Linked DNA regions of Homo sapiens: all the other regions are linked to region 1. Evidence: chromatin contacts called from ENCODE Hi-C or POLR2A ChIA-PET data. All regions are on one chromosome and are shown on one strand. The core of a region is the stretch at or near the end of the contact, and the rest is flanking DNA. Distances in the headings are between cores, read along the strand shown.

The links. A loop is a pair of places that touch in the nucleus more often than their neighbours do. ChIA-PET counts read pairs that join two places held with the same protein, here RNA polymerase II (POLR2A). Pooled maps may share reads with other maps.
Region 2: a loop to region 1 is called in a pooled map, with 5 times the contacts of the local background. The contact joins two enhancer-like sites. A Hi-C loop is called at or near these places in 5 of 50 pooled maps. POLR2A ChIA-PET finds 5 or more read pairs at or near these places in 3 of 52 experiments (AG04450, WTC11 and naive thymus-derived CD4-positive, alpha-beta T cell).
Region 3: a loop to region 1 is called in a pooled map, with 8 times the contacts of the local background. The contact joins two enhancer-like sites. A Hi-C loop is called at or near these places in 5 of 37 single-sample maps with no recorded cell type and 4 of 50 pooled maps. POLR2A ChIA-PET finds 5 or more read pairs at or near these places in 3 of 52 experiments (activated B cell, activated CD8-positive, alpha-beta memory T cell and naive thymus-derived CD4-positive, alpha-beta T cell).

Annotation. Positions count from the first base shown.
Region 1 is chr7:5,395,218-5,399,216 of GRCh38, reverse strand. All of the region lies in intron 2 of TNRC18 (trinucleotide repeat containing 18), which reads left to right. Among named protein-coding and RNA genes, the nearest start is that of TNRC18-AS1, 22 kb to the left of the region's middle. RefSeq lists an enhancer at 1,216-1,585. Within about 2 kb of position 1,901, at least 37 of the 41 ENCODE cell types and tissues checked have a DNase peak (open chromatin) inside an H3K27ac peak, as active enhancers do.
Region 2 is chr7:5,628,739-5,632,737 of GRCh38, reverse strand. All of the region lies in intron 15 of RNF216 (ring finger protein 216), which reads left to right. Among named protein-coding and RNA genes, the nearest start is that of FSCN1, 38 kb to the right of the region's middle. RefSeq lists an enhancer at 1-451. Within about 2 kb of position 1,962, at least 6 of the 41 ENCODE cell types and tissues checked have a DNase peak (open chromatin) inside an H3K27ac peak, as active enhancers do.
Region 3 is chr7:5,216,727-5,220,725 of GRCh38, reverse strand. It overlaps WIPI2 (WD repeat domain, phosphoinositide interacting 2), which reads right to left. Exons shown (of 13, transcript NM_015610.4): 6 at 3,539-3,636; 7 at 2,712-2,804. Among named protein-coding and RNA genes, the nearest start is that of WIPI2, 28 kb to the right of the region's middle. RefSeq lists enhancers at 1,568-2,277, 2,288-2,367, 1,226-2,425. Within about 2 kb of position 1,250, at least 9 of the 41 ENCODE cell types and tissues checked have a DNase peak (open chromatin) inside an H3K27ac peak, as active enhancers do.

The sequences.
Region 1 (3,999 bases), core at 652-3,151:
CAGTGCCCCCTGGCACCCTGAGGCTTGCATCCTTCTTGGTGAAACGGGGGGATGGCAACTGCTCGGTCCTTGGGTGTGGGTGTGAGCAGTGGGTGGGGCAGGGGGGCACTGTGGGGGCTTGGAGTATAGTCTAGAGATGGAAGGAGACCAGGCAGGATGGCCTGGCATGGGCTGTGCTTCTTCGGGGTTTATTTTAGAGCCTCTTTTGTGAGTTGCGGGATGCCTTGATCCTCTCCTCACCCTAATGTGTATCTCTTTGCGTTGGCCCTGGGAACATTGGAAATCACATTTATGGCTGGACAGGGTGGCTCATGCCTGTAATCCCAGCACTTTGGGAGGCCAAGGCAGGAGGATCGCACGAGGCCAGGAGTTTGAGACCAGCCTGGGCAACATAGTAAGACCCCATCTCTACAAAAAAGAGAAAGAAAAAAATTAGTGGGGTGTGATGGTGTGTGCCTGTGGTCCCTGCTACCCAGGAGGCTGAGGCTGGAGGATTGATTGAGCTCAGGAGTTGGAGGCTGTAGTGAGCTATGATTGAGCCACTGCACTACAGCCTGGGTGAACAGAGAGAGACCCTGTCTTTAAAAAAAAGAAAAGAGGCCGGGCACGGTGGCTCATGCCTGTAATCCCAGCACTTTGGGAGGCCAAGGCAGGAGGATTGCTTGAGGCCTGCAGTTTGAGACCAGCCTGGGCAACATCGCAAGACCTCATCTCTGCAAAAAAGAAAAAGAAAAAAATTAGCTGGGTGGCCAGGCACGGTGGCTCACGCCTGTAATCCCAGCACTTTGGGAGGATGAGGCGGGTGGATCACCTGAGGTTGGGAGTTCGAGACCAGCCTGACCAACATTGAGAAACCTCATCTTTACTAAAAATACAAAATTAGCCAGGCGTCGTGGGGTATACCTGTAATCCCAGCTACTTGGGAGGCTGAGGCAGGAGAAACACTTGAACCCGGGTGGCGGAAGGTGCGGTGAGCCGAGATCGCGCCATTGCACTCCACCCTGGGCAACAAGAGCGAAACTCCCATCTCAAAAAAAAAAAAATTTTTTTTTGCTGGGCCTGATGATGTGTGCCTGTGGTCCCAGCTACCCAAGAGGCTGAGGCTGGAGGATTGATTGAGCTCAGGAGTTGGAGGCTGCAGCGAGCTATGATCGAGCCACTGCACTGCAGCCTGGGTGAATTGAACAGAGTGAGACCCTGTCTCTAAAAAAAGAAACAACACTCGTGCAATTGGGTAATCCCAAATAGAAGTATGTCCTGGGTGGCAGGTCACAGGTGGCAGGTTCCAGCCACTGTGATATGGCAGGAAGTAAGGAAGATAGTCCCCGCCCTCAAGGAGGGAACTGTCTCTCGGGGAAGACAGAGGCATGAAATCCACAAGGAGGCTGGCAGATCTGTTTCCGAGGGGTTGTGGGTGGTCACAGGTCACTTGGGGCCTGCTTGGGTCGTGTGGCTGTTGGAGGCTTCTCTGGGGCCCAGGGAGACCCGAGGTGGGAGTGAAGGAGGAGCATTCTAGGAGGCCTGGGAGTTCGTGCCTGACGGGCCAGGCGGGAAAGGGGCAGGCTCCTGACGTGACCAGGGAGAAGTTTGTTTGTTCTGGAGAGTGAGGTGAGGGGGGTGGCACGCTGGCCTCATCGCCATAGCTGAGTGGGGATTGTGTGTCCATTTTACAGAGTGGCAGACTGAGGCACTGAGAACGGCACTGCCTTGCTGGGGATGCTGGGGGTTCCCGGCTGCCCCGCCCAGCCTGGGAGGAGGGGCTTTGGGTGCCATTGAGCCCTGTGGTGGGCAGGAGCCGTTGGCTGGCATCCGGGCCTGGGTGCTGCTGGGCGGGTTTCACAAGCCCGGGCAGGGGCCGGCCTGGGCCATTAGGCTTCCGTGCAGCCTGCGGCAGGAAGAGCTGGCGGCTGATGTAAGCTCTTGCGCAAACCCTGGCTGCTGGCTTCCGGAGCCTTCTACCCACCCGCCTGCCACAGCAAGGCGGAAGCCCGGGGCTCAGCAGGGCTTGGAGGCCCTGCTGCCCCGGCTTGGGCCGCATGGATGAACTGACTGGCCACCGAGGCCCCGGGGCCCGAGGGCTTGGCGCTGGAGTCCGGTGAGGGGGCTGGGCCTGGCTGGACTGGAGTGTTGGGGGCCGGACACGGGGTGGTGGTGATGGCGTGTGGCCCGAGGGCACCCCTTGCTGCTCTGCCCACTCCTGTCTTTGGGGCCCAAGGTGGAGGCCCTGCCCTTCTTTGCCTCAGTTTCCCCACATGTACCCCAAAGAAGATGGGTTGGATATTCTGGGATCCTGTGCCCCTGGGAGGCGGTCAGTGAGCACTTGTATACAGGCCCTTTATTGGGGAGAAGGGAGGCACTGGGGACTCAGAGGCTGGACTGGGATCTGTGAGCTCCCACAGGCTGGACCGGGGCCATCTAGGAGCCCACATCTCCTGCAAAGCCACATAACTTATCCATGCCCCCTGTAAACAGTGCTCACAACACAGGGCCTTAAAGGAGGTAGCTCTAGGGTACACACGGAATCCCTCCGCTGGGGGCTGGCCAGTGGTAGCACCCAGCTGGAGGTGCTTTGCTGCCACCTCCTGAGGGTGTTGCTGGGAGGATTTGAAATCAGCTGCACGGTGCCTGGTGCATTCCAGCTTTTAGCGAATGGGTGCCATGGCTGGTTATTGTTATTATTTATATTTTGAGTCCAGGTCTTGTTCTGTCGCCTGGATTGGAGTGCAGTGTTGTAATTGCAGTCACAGCTCACTGCAGTCTCCCAGCTCCTGGGCTCAACCCATCCTCTCGCCTCAGCCTCCAGAGACTATAGGCGAGAGCCACCTTGCCCGGCCTGTTGTCATTATTTATCATTATATTGTTTTTTTTTGAGACGGAGTCTCACTCTGTTGCCCAGGCGGGAGTGCAGTGGCACGATCTCAGCTCACTGCAACCTCCACCTCCTGGGTTCAAGTGATTCTCCTGCCTCAGCCTCCCGAGTAGCTAAAATTACAGGTGCCTGCCACCACGCCCAGCTAATTTTTTGCATTTTTTTTTTTTTTTTTTTGAGACAGAGTCTCTCTCTGTCGCCCAGGCTGGAGTGCAGTGGAGCGATCTCGGCTCACTGCAACCTCCGCCTCCGGGCTTCAAGTGATTCTCCTGCCTCAGCCTCCCGAGTAGCTAAAATTACAGGTGCCCGCCACCACGCCCAGCTAATTTTTAGCATTTTTTTTTTTTTTTTGAGACGGAGTCTCTCTCTGTCGCCCAGGCTGGAGTGCAGTGGAGCGATCTCAGCTCACTGCAACCTCCGCCTCCCAGCTTCAAGCGATTCTCCTGCCTCAGCCTCCCGTGTAGCTGGGACTACAGGTGCCCGCCACCACATCCAGCTAATTTTTTGTATTTGTCTTTTTAGTAGGGGCGGGGTTTCACCATGTTGGTGAGGCTGGTCTCTAACTCCTGACCTTGTGATTCGCCTGCCTTGGCCTCCCAGAGTGCTGGGATTATAGGCTTGAGCCACCGTGTTCGGCCTCATTATATTGTCATTGTGGTTAAACACATGCTTCCTTCCCTATCATTCCCGAAGGGAGGCATGTTTATCTCCATTTTGTTGATGTGCAAACCGAGACCTGGTAAGGGAAGCCCCGTGCGCCAGGGCCTGCATGCTTCTCTCTGACCTGTGACCCAGAGGCCTGCCAGGGTCTTCCCTTAGAGGGGATGGCGTTTGGGGCTCGTGGGACAGAGCCCCTGGGTGGCAGCTGGGAGGCACCCTGTCCGATGTGGGCCTGGCCACGTGGGGCATGGCGGGGCTGGCTGTGGCTTCCACCCAGGCCCTGCTGATTTCCATCATGTTTCTGAGCAGCAGTCTGCCCCGTGGCCCCTATTGGCAGTGACCCCGGGGTGGGGCCTGCTGTCTGGAGGGGTTGCCCTCCACGGGGCTCCCTTAGCGGCCCCCACGCCTGCCGCTCCATTCATCACGGATTCATTCCCTAAGCCACTGTGGCTCGGTGGTGCCAGCCATGG
Region 2 (3,999 bases), core at 713-3,212, 230 kb before region 1:
TCGCGTGATCTTGGCTCACTGCAACCTGTGCCTCCCGGGTTCAAGCGATTCTGCTGCCTCAGCCTCCCAAGTAGCTGGAATTACAGGCACCCACCACCACGCCTGGCTAATTTTTGTATTTTTAGTAGAGATGGGGTTTCGCCATGTTGGCCAGGCTGGTCTCGAACCCCTGACATCAGGTGATTGGAGGGCTAACTTCTACCCTGGCCTGACACATCATTACGCTTGTTCTTTTGAGCCCTTGCTGATCCAGGGACACCTTGGTCGCTGATCAGCATCCACTCCCTCTCACCTCAGCCTGGCCTTGCTCATCAGAAAGGAGCTGTGCTGAGAATTCATTTGAAAGTTTTCACTGGGATTAGGAGGGGCCAGAAGGAGAGCAGAGACAGAACTCATTCAGGCCAGCTGGGTCCTTCTTAAGGCCTGTGCCAGAAACCAAGGATGAGGCACAGAGACTGCAGCCCTCGAGGGGATGCACCATGGTCTGTCATGGATCTGTGGCAGCGAGTAAAGATGCAGCCAGCAGCCCCTCCTGCCCCCACTGGCCAGGGCAAATGGCATGAACAGGAACTCAGATCTCAAATAGGTTCAGGTGAACCTCTATAGACCGCTGTCCAGGGTGAGCCCAGCAACCCAGCCTGAGCCATGCAGAGTTGAGAACTGCCGGCCATCCTTGGAACCTACAAGTCCAGACCTCCTGCCCTGGCCTCAGCACACTGCCCACCTTGGTGGTCCAGCCACTCTCTGCATCTTCTGAGCCTCAGGGTCCTCTTATGAAATCCTTGCCAGCCTCCCGTGGCGTGGAGAAGGGGGTGTGAGCTAAGCAATCCGTACAAGGCAGCAGGACCTCGTGGGGGCAGAGCGTGACCTTCTACAATGGAATCTGAGTGGGCTTGACAGTGAAGTGTGGATATAAAAGCAGCCAATGGAAAAGATATCAGAATGTTCCCAGGATTGATCTCTGGTGAGGAATTACGGCTGATTTTAGCTGTGTTGTTTTGTTCAATGTTTCCCAAGATTGTTTTAATCAATATGTATAAGGAAAAGAAATAATGGCATTTTTTTTTTTATGTTGATGAGAACCAAATCCCTGAGTTTTTTGTGACGAGAAGAGGCCAGAAAGAGAAAATGTCATGGGACCCCCATGGGATTCAAGTAACTTGGTAGTGTCAGGAGAAAACATGTCAGGCAAGGAAATCTTGAAGCATTCGCTTCTGCCTTTGAGATGGACCAAAACCAGTGAGCTGAGAACAGCACCTGGTCAGAGGCCACTGGAGACCAGTGACCCAGGGAGGCACTACAGCCTCTCACCTCAGTGCTGGGCCCCCATGTGCAGCTTAGATTTCTGGCTCAAGAGATGAGGGTTATGAGCTTTCCCAAGCTCCCCACTCCCACTCTGGGCAAGAGGAATCTACTGGCTTTCATCCCAAAGGACAAGTGCCAGGGACCAGAGGCCGACAAGTGGGCTGTTTCAGGGGATGGCACATGCACTTCTGGGTAAGCTGAGCCTGAGAAAAGGAGGATTGTTCCCTAAAAATTTCCAAAACACAGCCCCTTGCTCTGCGTTTTGGCTGTTTGTTTCCTTGAGTAGAAGTGTTTTGTTTTGTTTTGTCCTGTTACGTCTTGTAAGGGGAGAAAGGAGGTTTCAGAATTCTGCTCTTCTCAGAAGGAACCCTCTTGTGTTTCTGCACTCTTTATAGAATAAAGCACACCTTAGAACAGTTGCCTCTGACACACGCTCCCAGCCCGACAGCAGTGTTCTCAGGCCCCCAGTCAGGTTTGCCAGAAGTTCCGATTCAGAAACCTGAGGGGTTATGTGGTTAACAGCTCAGGCTTTGAGACGAGATTGCCTGGGTCACAACCTCGCTGTGCCAGGGTTTCCTCATCTGCAGCGTGGCAATCAGTTCATAGTGCCTGACTCAGGGAGCTGTGGTGAAACTGAGGTCCATGTGAGGTGTGTAGACAGGGGCTGGTGCATAGTAATCTCTCAGTGCATGTTAACTACTGTTGTTGTCACTGTGCTTGGCGCTTTATAAGAGTGATCAGACCAGGTGCAGTGGCTCACACCTGTAATCCCTGCACTTTGGGAGGCGGAGGTGGGAGGATGGCTTGAGGCCAGGAGTTTGAGACCTGCCTGGACAACACAGTGAGAACTCCCCCTCCACCACCATCTCTATAAGAAAAATTAAAAATTAGCTGGGCATGGTGATACACACCTGTAGTCCCACCTACTCGGGGAGCCTAAGGTGAGAAGATCACTTGAGCCCAGGAGTTCAAGGCTGCAGTGAGCTATAATCACGCCATTTTACTCCACCCTGGGCTGAGCAAGACCCTGTCTAGAGGGAAAAAAAAAGGTACGAGATGATTGGCTTCTCACCCTAACCTGTTTTGGAAAGGAGTGGGTTCCAGGTTAGGTAGTGGGGGTAGAGCTGCATATGCACTCAAGCCAGGTCTGGAGCCCCAGAGTTGTAGTTCTTCCCGTGACGCCAGCAGCCTCTCTTGAAGAAGCCAGCACTGCTTTAAAATGAGTTCACCCTGCCATCCAGGCAGCTCTACCACCAGGGTTTCCTGTTTGTGACTCAGCCCCGAGACAGCAGGACAGTTGTGCTGTGATCCAGCTCAGCCCCTGGCTCCTCCTCATCCTCTTTCCTTCTATTTTTCCCCTCTCCCAGCAGCCTAGGTGTGTCCTAGATTTGTAGCGTGGCCTTTTTCCAAGTGTCCTCTTCACAGGATGGTGATGCTCATATGCCTGGAATGTTTCCTGAGGGACTTGACTCCAGAATGGACTCAATACCCCATCTGTCACTTATCCCAAGTCCAAGAAGTATCTTATGAGGGACTAGGCCTCATGTTTAACCTCAAAATCAATCCTAAACCCTCCCTCCCTCTTTTTTTTTTTTTTTTTTTTTTTGAGACAGAGTCTTGCTCTGTTGCCCAGGCTGGAGTGCAGTGGCACCATCTCGGCTAACTGCAGCCTCTGCCTCCCAGATTCAAGTGATTCTCCTGCCTCAGCCTCCCGAGTAGTTGAGATTACAGACGCCTGCCACTGCACCTAGCTAATTTTTGTATTTTTAGTAGAGATGAGGTTTCACCATATTGGCCAGGCCTGTCTCAAACTCCTGACGTCGTGATCCGCCCGCCTCGGCCTCCCAAAGTGCTGGGATTACAGGCGCAAGACGCCGCTTCTGGCCCCTCCCTCTTTTTAATTGTGGTGAAGCATAAGATAAAATTTGCCATTTTTAAGTTTACAATTCAGTTATCTTCACTTTTTTTTTTCTGAGACAGGATCTTCCCCTGTTGTGCCAGTACAATGGCACAATCATAGCTCACTGCAGCCTCAACCTCCTTGGGCTCTAGTGATCCTCCCACCTCAGCCCCACAAATAGCCCCCCAGTAGCCACACCTGGCTAATTTTTAAAATTTTGTAGAGCTGGGTTCTCACTGTGTTGCCCTTGCTGGTCTGAAAATCCTGGCCTCAAGCGATCCTGCTGCCTCAGCCTCCCAAAGCACTGGAATTGTCTTCACTTTTTTTTTTTTTTTTTTGAGACAGAGTCTTGCTCTGTCACCCAAGCTGGAGTGCAGTGGCGCCATCTCTGCTCATTGCAATCTCCACCTGCAGCTTCAAGCAATTCTGCCTCAGCTTCCAGAGTAGCTGGGATTACAGGCACACGCCACCACACCTGGCTAATTTTTTGTATTTTTAGTAGAGATGGGGTTTCACCGTGTTAGCCACACTGGTCTCTTAACTCCTGGCCTCAAGTCATCCACCCACCTCGAACTCCCAAAGTGCTGGGATTACAGGCATGAGCCAACTGCACCTGGCCTGTCTTCACTCTTGACTTGAGGAATTTCAAATGCTTCAGAGAAACTGATTGTGGAAGGAACTTCCTCCCCAAATTAAGAAAGAAATCTTCCAGCTGGGTGTGATGGCTCATGCCTGTAATCCCAACATTTTGGGGAGACCAAGGTTGGGTGCATCGCTTGAGCCCAGGAGTTCAA
Region 3 (3,999 bases), core at 1-2,500, 180 kb after region 1:
GACAGGAGAAACACTAGAGTCCAGGAGTTCAAGACCAGCCTGGGCAACATAACAAGACCCCACCTCTACAAAAAACAAAAAAATCAGCTAAGCCTGATGATTCGTTCCTGTTGTCCCAGGAGTGGAAGCTGCAGTGAGCCATGATCATGCCACTGCACTATCTCTGTGTTTGTAAATAGTAAAAAGTGGCTGGGCGTGGTGGCTCACTCCTGTAATCCCAGCACTTTGGGAGGCCAAGGCGGGTGGATCACGAGGTCAGGAGTTCACGACCAGCCTGGCCAACGTGGTTAAACCCCATCTACTCAAAATACAAAAATTAGCTGGGTGTGGTGGCGCGCGCTTGTAATCTCAGCTACTCAGGAGGCTGCGGCAGGAGAACTGCTTGAACCTGGGAGGCAGAGGTTGTGGTGAGCTGAGATCATACCACACTGCACTCCAGCCTGGGGGACAGAACAAGACTCCGTTTCAAAAAAAAAAAAAAAGCAAAAAGCAGCAGATGACCTAAGTGTAGAACACCAAGGAACTGTTTACATAAATTATGGTAAACTCATACAATGGGATAGTATACAGCTATTAGAAATCAGAATATAGGCCAGGCACAGTGGCTCACTCCTGTAATTCTAGCACTTTGGGAGGCTGAGGTTTGTAGATCGCTTGAGCTCAGGAGTTTGAAACCAGCCTGGCCAACAGGGTGAAACCCCATCTCTACAAAAAGTACAACAATTAGCCGGGCGTGGTGGCAGGTGCCTGTAGTCCCAGCTACTTGGGAGGCTGAAGTAGGAAGATCACTTAAGCCTGGGAGATGGAGGTTGCATAGAGCAGAGATTGTGCCACTGCACTCCAGCCTGGGTGACAGAGCAAGCATGACCCTGTCTCAAAAAAAAAAAAAACTGGTACTTGAGAACACTTGGTTCTCTCTGGATGGAGGGACACAAACTGAGCTTGTAACATTGAGAATTAGAGAATGAACTATTTTCTGCATCCATATACAAAAATAACCACGGCAAAGGTTTTGTCCTCTGCAGCCTAAACTTTCAGATGAGACATAATTTTGTGGCGCACGTCTACCGTGCAATACTAATTAATTAAGAGTTGTTTTGTTGCCACATGACCGCAAGATTCTTGAAAGCAGGATTAAGTCACAGGCCTCAGGGGGCCTCAGCACCTGGGACAGAGCGGGGCTGGGAAGGCCTTGCTGCTCTCACTCCACAGATGAGAGCATTCCATGTACAAGCAATCAAGGTTCCTCTTTATAGTCCAGAAAAAAAAAAATCTATTTTTATGGGCCTTAAAATTCCATCAAGTACTTTTGGGCCTTTATAAGAGCTACTAAAGAAACATTAACAGTGAGACTTTGATTAGTCAAAGGGTAACAGAATTTCAGGGCCATTTCAAAGGGAAAAGAAAAGGACAAGGTGCTATTGGGATAGTCTAGCATAATTAGAATCAAAGTCAGACTTGGAGTCTGACCCCTCTGTTGCTGCCCAGTTGGGCGGCCCCGGGCACACCGCTTAACCTTTCTGAGCCCTTGCTATGAAACAGAGAACTGTTTACCTTGCTGAGGGGAAACAAATGAGGTAATGAAGATAAAAGATCCAGGATAATTCACGACCCAGAAGTGACCCATAAGCGGTGACATCATTATTACAGAACTCGGGTGTGAGACTGAAGAACAAAGGCCCAGGCAGGAAAGCTAAGGAAGTGAGCCGACGTTTTATTGTATCTTCTCTGGTCAATAGTTTGAGGGGAGAGATGGCTTGAAAGGGGAGGCTATTTTAGGATTTCAATGAGAAGCAAAATCATATCCAAATCAAAGTAAAGGTCATCGGTGGCCAATGAAGAGCGGAGAAAACGGAGGCGGGAGAACAGACGCGACCTCAAGACAGAAGAATGGAAGACGCAACTTTCAAGAAAAGAGGAACTGAAACGAAAAGAGAGGCACAGTCCAAATGAGGAAGAGAACAAGGAGCCTTCAGTCTCCTGGGGGCCAGGGAGCCTCGCCACGCGGTCACAGGTACACGGGGACATTTAGAGGCCATCTCCTTTAAAGCCAGACATTCTTCTTACTGGAATCTCTTGAATTCATAGTTAGAAATACATATAAAACATTGATACATGACTTAAATACACTACTACCTACGGCAGCAACATATTAGAAACAAAGTCCCAAAAGGGTGATGTTGACATGAATCACAACTAAATACTGCGCGGCCATTACAAGTGTTTTTGAACTTAGACAAATGTCATGCAGAGTGAAAAAGGATAAATTATACCCATAGTAGGATCCCAATTTTGTTGACTAAAGAGAAAATGAAATACACTGAAATGTGTTCAGACTGGCTGGATAGAATTCTGTCTTTGCTTTTTCACATTTCATCACTGTCTGGGTTCTTTACTGTTATGTGGTAGTTTCATCATTTAGAAACACACTGGGTGAGCGGTGTGGTTACACACGGCACTTCTGTCTCCTCTGGACATTTCTGTATTTTCTACTACAAATGTGGACCAGCTCTCCCGTCCCAGTGGCACACTGCAAGCTCCGCTCACTCTCGGGCAGTACACGCCTGTGGCCTGACAAGTGGGTGGCTGTCTTTGCTTCTCCCGGAGCTGGTAAGTATAGGACCTTGCCTCTAAGGTGGCTGTGTGAACAGAACTGAAAAAGTCTGTGGACGCCTTGGCACCAGTGCTCCCCCGGGGAAAAGCAGACTCACCTTCTCCGAAGCCGTGGCAAGTTTAGTTCCACTTGCGTCAAAGGCCAGTGCCGCTAAAGGACTGTCGTGAGCCGGAATCATGTTTGCAGCTCTCTGAAAAAGGGACACCAATAAAGAGTGGCCACCGCACAGTGACCGCCCACGCCCCAGGGCTGACACTTGGTCCGCAAGTGCCAATTAGCTGTTCCTAAAACACCATTACGGTCCAAACAAATGCCAAACCCACTTGATTTACTGGGGCTGGGCATCCAAGGAAATGCTGCTCCAACTTTAGAAAAAGCAAAGCAATTTATCCCTAAGGTTTTCTATGTTCCTTCAAACATTCCCGTGGCGAGGAGCTCAGCACTGCTCTGAACGCCGCAGCAGATCCAGAAGCAGAATGAGCCAGACCTACTCTGCTACTGAGAAGAGAGCAGTGGGGCTGGGCGCGGGGCACCCGCCTGTAGTCCCAGCACTTTAGGGGGCCGAGGCGGGAGGATGGCTTAAGGCCAGGAGTTTGAGGCCAGCCTGGGCAACCCAGCAAGACTCCATCTCTACAAAAATAAAAAATTAGCTGGGTGTGGTGTTGCATGACTGTAACTCCTCGGGAGGCTGAGGCAGGAGGATCAATTGAGCCCAGGAGGTTGAGGCTGCAGTGAGCTAGGACTGCACCACTGCACTCCAGCATGGGCGACAGAGCCAGACCCTGTCTCAAAAACAAACAAACAAACAAAAAAGTGCAGCGGTTGTATTGCTGAGCCAAGTCAGGATGCCAGGGACACCACAGTGCTCCTCTTCAGGAAAAAGCCACACTTTAGAGAGCTATTCGAGCAGGAAAGGCATCTCACCAAATTAATGGTATCGAAGACCTGCACCTCTCCGATGGTCGCGCTCCCTGGGTACGCCAAGTAGCAGTTGTCGTTGTTGATTGACAGCGCACACAGGCCTGCAAATGACACACGGAGGACGAGATGCAAACTTCCACCTGAGAGTTCCTTCTTGGATGTCAGACATAATTCAGCATTCATTTAACAGAGCATTAGGAACAAATAATAGCTTGGATACAATCTTGTTTGCTGTGTTAGGAAAGTTCTGCAACCCCAAATCCCCACCTTAGGTGATACCAGTATTGTCAAGAGATTAAAGGCCTTTGGTTTGAACTGATCAGTAACCTCAAACTTGAAAGTTGATCAAACCAATGAGCTTATGTGGTCACATGACCAGCATCAGTAGGAAGGCAGCTTGGTTTGGGATCAATACTTTTAAAATCTGTCTCATCTGCGGAACCTATAAAAAGAAAAAATCTCTC